Linked DNA regions of Homo sapiens: region 1 is linked to region 2. A link is an interaction called in ENCODE POLR2A ChIA-PET data of the cell type or tissue named here. Cell type or tissue: HepG2. All regions are shown on one strand. Each heading gives the region's core, and the rest is flanking DNA. Links, peaks and the distances in the headings are about the cores only.

Region 1 (2,915 bases), core at 140-2,639, 55 kb before region 2:
TAATATGTATTGTATCTCACTGACTTCCTATACCCCTGCCACAGTTTTAAGGATTGTCACTTTATAATCAGTGATTCTCAGCAGGGGGCAGTTTTTGCCCCCCTAGGGAGCATTTAGCAATGCCTGGAGACAATTTTTTTTTAATTGTCCTAATTGGGATGGTGCTACAGGCATCTAGTGGGTAGAGGATAGAGATATTGTTAACATCCTGCAATGCATAGGACACTTCCCCACAGCCAATAAGTAAGTATCCAGTCCAAAAAGTCAGCAGTGCTGAGACAGAGAAACCCTGCTTTATATAGTGTTTTCACAGATGATAAAGTTGGTTCTTCAGGGTTTCTTCAGTCCTTTTTTTTTGGCCAATTTTGCCTGTTTATTTTTCCAAATGAACTTTATAAGTTTGAGTGGGGGGGGATGCCCCCAAATGTAACTGGAACAATCTGTCAATTAATTTGTAAAGAACATTTATTATATTTAGCATTTCCCCTTATTATTTTTCCTGGGTATTTTTGGTTTGAATGGTATTCATTAAGTTACCTTTAATTCCAAGAATTTTTAATTTCCTTGGGTTTTCTAAATATTTAATCATGTTTACAAAATATGATACAGTGTCTCTTCCTTTGACCTTATTTCTATGTTACGCCTTACATAATTGGTCATTAACTTCCCAAACAAAGCTTTAAAAATAATGGCAGAAATAAGCAGCTTGTTTGAAACTCAGTTTTAGCGGGGATAAAGTATAATTTTACTACTTGCTTGATTAGATGGTTTTTATCCTTTTAAGAAAGCATCCTTCTTGCTACAGAATTGCTTCATTTCATTATTTTAAAAATACTAGCCTTCAATTTATATCTACAAACTTTTTTTAATTACCGCTATTTGTAATATATCTTTCTCATTTCTGTTTTCACTTACTTGCTTTAATTTACTTTTTCTCCAAAAAGATAAGGTCTCTAATTATCTGCTGATCTTATGAGGTTTAAAAAAAATCATTATTAATTCCTAGTTTTCCTGAGGACTTTTCCCCTACCCCTACGTTCTTTTTTTTTTTTGATACAAGGTCTCACTTTATCACCCAGGCTAGAGAGTACAGTGGCACCATCTTGGCTCACTGCATCCTCCACCTCATGGGCTCAAGCAGTCATCCCGCCTCAATCCCCCAAGTAGGAGGAACTACAGGCACAAACCACTATGCCTGGCTAATTTTTTTATTTTTTGTAGATACAGGGTTTCACCAGGTTGCCCAGGCTGGTCTCGAACTCCTGAGCTCAAGAGATCCACCTGCCTTGGCCTCCCAAAGTTCTAGGATTACAGGTGTGAGCCACCGTACCCAGCCTGACCCTCTACATTCTTGATAAAAATATTGAGTTCATTGATTTTCTCTTCCTGGAAAAATATTAAAGCCTATATGTTTTTGCTTAAAGATATTACCAGTTCGTTTAAGAGGAACTGGAAAGGCTCTGGATATATCTGACGGTATGTCATTCAATCTGTCAACGTATATTTCTTGAATACCTACTAAGTACCAGGACTACGTCAGGTGCTTAGAAAAGTGAAAAATACACAGTCAGTCTGCTCACCTAGCTTATAGTCATGCTACTCATGATATCCCATGGTCTCCGGTACACAGACATGAAAAGAAACCTCAGGACCCATTCACTGACTCACTATTTGGCCCCTGCTCCTGTAACATCCTAATGGTTGGTATTTATTTATACAAACTGAAACTGTCCAAAGTCCTCTCTCAGATCTTTATAAACTTAACTGATCTTCATAACATGTTCTCTTTTTTTTTAAGACAGTTTCACTTTTGTTGCCCAGGCTGGAGTGTAATGGCACGATCTCGGCTCACTGCAACCTCTGCCTCCCGGGTTCAGCAGTTCTCCTGCCTCAGCCTCCCAAGTAGCTGGTATTACAGGCACCCACCACCACACCCGGCTAATTTTTGTATTTTTACTAGAGACAAGGTTTCACCATGTTGGCCAGGCTGGCCAGGCTGGTCTCAAACTCCTGACCTCAGGTGATCCACCTGCCTCAGCCTCCCAAAGTGCTGGGATTACAGGCGTGAGCCACTGCGCCTGGCCATAACATGTTCTTAAGTGAAAGGAGGAAGTTTCAGACCCACTTTAGAGTATGATTTCATAAGGTGTTTTAAGGTGAGCTGTGTGATTTATTGAGTGAATACAAACATGTAGGTAGTTTGATAGGCACACAAAGTTTAATAGGTGCAGCCCATCTGCCAACCTTCGTACCCCTTTCTTCTTGCCCATCTTCCTAGTTACTGAGCCTCTGCTCCTTTAAGGTAGTTTATCTACAACTGACCCTGGTCAGTTTTGGTGCCCTATCTGTGCTATTCTTAAGCTAAAAGTTACCAGTCTCTGGAGTTAGACAGCCTTTCATACAGTTCTGATCCGGTGGGTAAAGCCAGATGTTATTGCTGCTTCTGAATTCCATCCTGTCTATATGGTAGTTTATAGAAACTCCTTCCAGATTCTTTTCCTAAATTCTGGATACTGGTTTTCAAACCCCTTCTTTGGGGGAGGGTCAGGGATAGTAGCTGATACTTCCTCTATTATTTTACCAGCGTTAGTCCCATCTTTTGCTGGCACAACCACCATTTAAAGAATAAAAGTAGGGCAGTCACTCCTTCCAAAGCTCTGCCAGATGTTTCAGGTCTATAACACAGTTTTTCTCCATAAACTAAAATATTCTACTGATAGGAGAATGGATAGGTGGGCTAAGAAATGAATTTTTTCAGCTGGGCGCAGTGGCTCAAGCCTGTAATCCCAGCACTTTGAGAGGTTGAGGTGAGCGAATTGCTTAGGGCCAGGAGTTCAAGACCAGCCTGGCCAACATGGCAAAACCCCATCCCTACTAAAAATACAAAAGTTAGCCAGGCATGGTGGTGCATTCCT
Region 2 (2,915 bases), core at 179-2,678:
GGAAGAAAAAAATAAAAAGAAGCAGAGTTTTTTTGGGTTACAGCAAGGATTGGAGCTCTAACTTGGTGACTTAAGGTAGGTTCCTTTATGCTTTCAGCACCGCAAGTTTAACAAACAGAAAAGAGATGGTCTGGTTGATCTGAACTTACTTGAATATTTCCCCAGGGTCAAATGAGAGTAAACTCGTGGACAACTGGGGTGCTTTCCCAACAAGCAAACCTTTGTTGGAACAATAGGAAGGATGCCAGATCGAGAGGAGGTTTTTTTCAACTCATTTCCAAGCAAAGCAAAGTGACCTCTGTGACTGTAGCTCAGAGGAGACACACAAACACGAGAATAGGGTACCTAGCCCCCTATGAAAGGATATGAGGAAGACTTCCACTCCCATCTTCCACTCCCTCCACCTCCTGTGCCTGGATCCCCTACAGGTACAAAAGAGGAGAGGCCTCCTGACCTGAGCGCTTACAATGGAACAGTGGGTTTAGGAGATCAAAGAAATCCCTGTCCAGATCAGAGGGGAATTTGGAGGGGTAGCTACGGGGTATACTGACTGGGAGAAGACCATAAACCTGATGGAGAAAAACACAACTGATTGTACTGAAAGTGTAAAATGCTGCACCAGCCAAAGATCTAGGTGCAAAAGATTTCTTCCTACCCAGTGGTTGTAAATGACTTTGTGTAATAGTCCTGGTGTGACCCTGGAAGATATTAGGGCACCATGGGAAGATCTGACTTTGTGAAGAATTGTCCATATATGTATATAAAATGTCTTGGATTATCGATTTCCTTTTTCTTTCCTTCATTCCCCTTCCTCCCTCCCTCCCTTTCTTCCTCCCTTCCTCTCTCCCTCCTTCCCTCCCTCTCTCCTTCCCTTTCTTCCTTCCTTCTCCCTTTCTTTCCAGAGAGCTGCATTCTGCTACACTGTGGTCAATGTACTTGGAGAATGGGAGAGCTGGTACCAATCTCCTCCTGGACTGCCCACCGGGATGACTGTTTGAGATTTCAGGGTGGGGTTGGAGAAGGCTAAGGCCTCCATCAAGCATTGTGGAAGCACATAAGTTACATGAAAAACAATGACCTACAGTGGATTCTATACGAAACATTGAAAACGGGCTTTAAACCTTTTAAAAAAATTTAACAAGGGTATTATTTGAAATTAGGGAGGAGTGTGAAATCAGAAGACAGACAGCAAAGGGAGAAAGATGGCAAGTACAAGCCACACTTAACCTGTTTCACTCTTTTGCCTGGCGCCAGACCTGACGCCCAGAAGCAACTTTTTCATGAAGACGAAGTATTCAGAGCTCAGCTTTTTTTTTTTCCTATTCCTTACTGGGATGAAATTTTGGCAACATTAGTAGTTTATTATTTCTAAAGCCTTCAAAGTTTTTATCTCCTAACAATATAGTACTTAATCAATGAGGGAAATACACTAAAAGCAAGAAAGAAAAATCCAGTTATAGTTTGAGGTTAATAATGTAGCTTTTGTCAGCCCAGAATGAGGCCAAAATAACTCCTGAGCTTGGCAGTAGCAGGTTCCCGCCACCCTGGATGGGCATGATCATTAAACGTGTGCCACCTGGTGGTGATCTGTAGCACGAAGCTTGTTGAGCTCTTGGTGGACACAGCACTGGAGTTTAGCTTACAAGGCTAATTGACAATCCTGCTGAGCTGATCACTGCTCCCTCCATAAGTGTTCAGACAGAACTGTGATCCTGAGGCTGTGGCTCTACCTAGGTGAGTCAGAGCCAAAAAGCCCAGAACTCCAACTTCTGTGATCCTTCGACAAATGACAGCCTGGGCAACAGAGCAAGACACCGTCTTTATAATAAACTGAAAAAGTAGCTGTTAGTGGTATGATGTATAAGAGCACAGGGTGGCTCATGCCTGTAATCCCAGCTGGGGATGCTGAGGTGGGAGGATCACTTGAGCCCAGAAGTTTGAGGCTGCAGTGAGCTGTGACTGGGCCGCTGCACCCTTCTCCAGCCTGGGCGACAGACAGAGACCTTGTCTCTAAACAAAACAAACAAATGAATCATAGCCCTCAAGTTCTGCCCAGGTTTCAGCCAGCAGCAATGTGCCCCTGCAACTTCCAGCCCTTTCAGCCAGGGGCACGGCTGGCTTCAAACAGGCTGAGGAAGCTCTTGAGTGACTCACTTTTCTTTAGGAAAAACCTAAGGTTTTATTTAATAGGTTGGAGAAGATGTGGCCACCTCAGGCTTGAATGTCAAGTTGTACTTGCAGTGGAGGTTATTTGCATCCCAACTTACTTTCCAATGGGGTAAAAAGTGCTGAAGGTTTGTGGTTTGTGATGGGAAAGTTAGTAAATGTTAATATACTTACTTTCATCTTTGCATGGAGAAAAATGCCGATAGTAAATGTTAATATACTTATTTTCATCTTTGCATGGAGAAAAATGCCGATAGAGAAAAGGAACAATTTCATTCTGCTTTGTATTTCCTTCAGCTGGTCTATTTAAAGTACACACAAAGGCTGGGCACAGTGGCTCACACCTGTAATCCCAGCACTTTGAGAGGCTGAGGTGGATAGATCACTTGAGGTCAGGAGTTCGAGACCAGCCTGACCAAAATGGTGAAACCTAATCTCTACTAAAAATATAAAAATTAGCTAGGCATGGTGGTGTGTGCCTGTAATCTCAGCTACTCAGGAGGCTGAGGCAGGAGAATCACTTGAACCCGGGAAGTGGAGGTTACAGTGAGCCGAGATAATGCCACTGCACTCCAGTCTGGGCAACAGAGTGAGATCCTGCCTCAAAAAAATAAAGAAAGAAATAAAGTACACACAGAGGTTTCAGGAAAGCTTTAAAGAAGAAAGATAATGAGTGGAGGAGGATAATGAAAATCTAACCCTAAAATAGAAAAACGGCAGTACCACCAAGCTCAGAACCAGAGACTTCA

The links. ChIA-PET counts read pairs that join two places held together with the same protein. Peaks named below come from ENCODE experiments on the same cell type or tissue, not always from the same donor. Only the 100,000 strongest peaks of a DNase experiment are listed, where the experiment ranks them.
Region 1: POLR2A ChIA-PET joins it to region 2 with 6 read pairs; 3 of 35 experiments call an interaction of 5 or more read pairs at or near these places.

The regions. Positions count from the first base shown.
Region 1 is chr2:39,001,204-39,004,118 of GRCh38, reverse strand. All of the region lies in intron 17 of SOS1 (SOS Ras/Rac guanine nucleotide exchange factor 1), which reads left to right. Among named protein-coding and RNA genes, the nearest start is that of ARHGEF33, 110 kb to the right of the region's middle. In HepG2, for the core only: no CTCF peak of the experiment used is centred there; a DNase peak (open chromatin) is centred at 1,678.
Region 2 is chr2:38,946,499-38,949,413 of GRCh38, reverse strand. The region is part of intron 10 of ARHGEF33 (Rho guanine nucleotide exchange factor 33); the gene reads right to left. The region is part of intron 2 of LOC105374471 (a long non-coding RNA gene); the gene reads left to right. Among named protein-coding and RNA genes, the nearest start is that of ARHGEF33, 58 kb to the right of the region's middle. RefSeq lists silencers at 1,497-1,616, 1,883-2,069, 1,892-2,186 and enhancers at 1,376-1,876, 1,877-2,377. In HepG2, for the core only: a CTCF peak has its summit at 1,589 (motif pointing left); DNase peaks (open chromatin) are centred at 223, 1,583 and 2,023.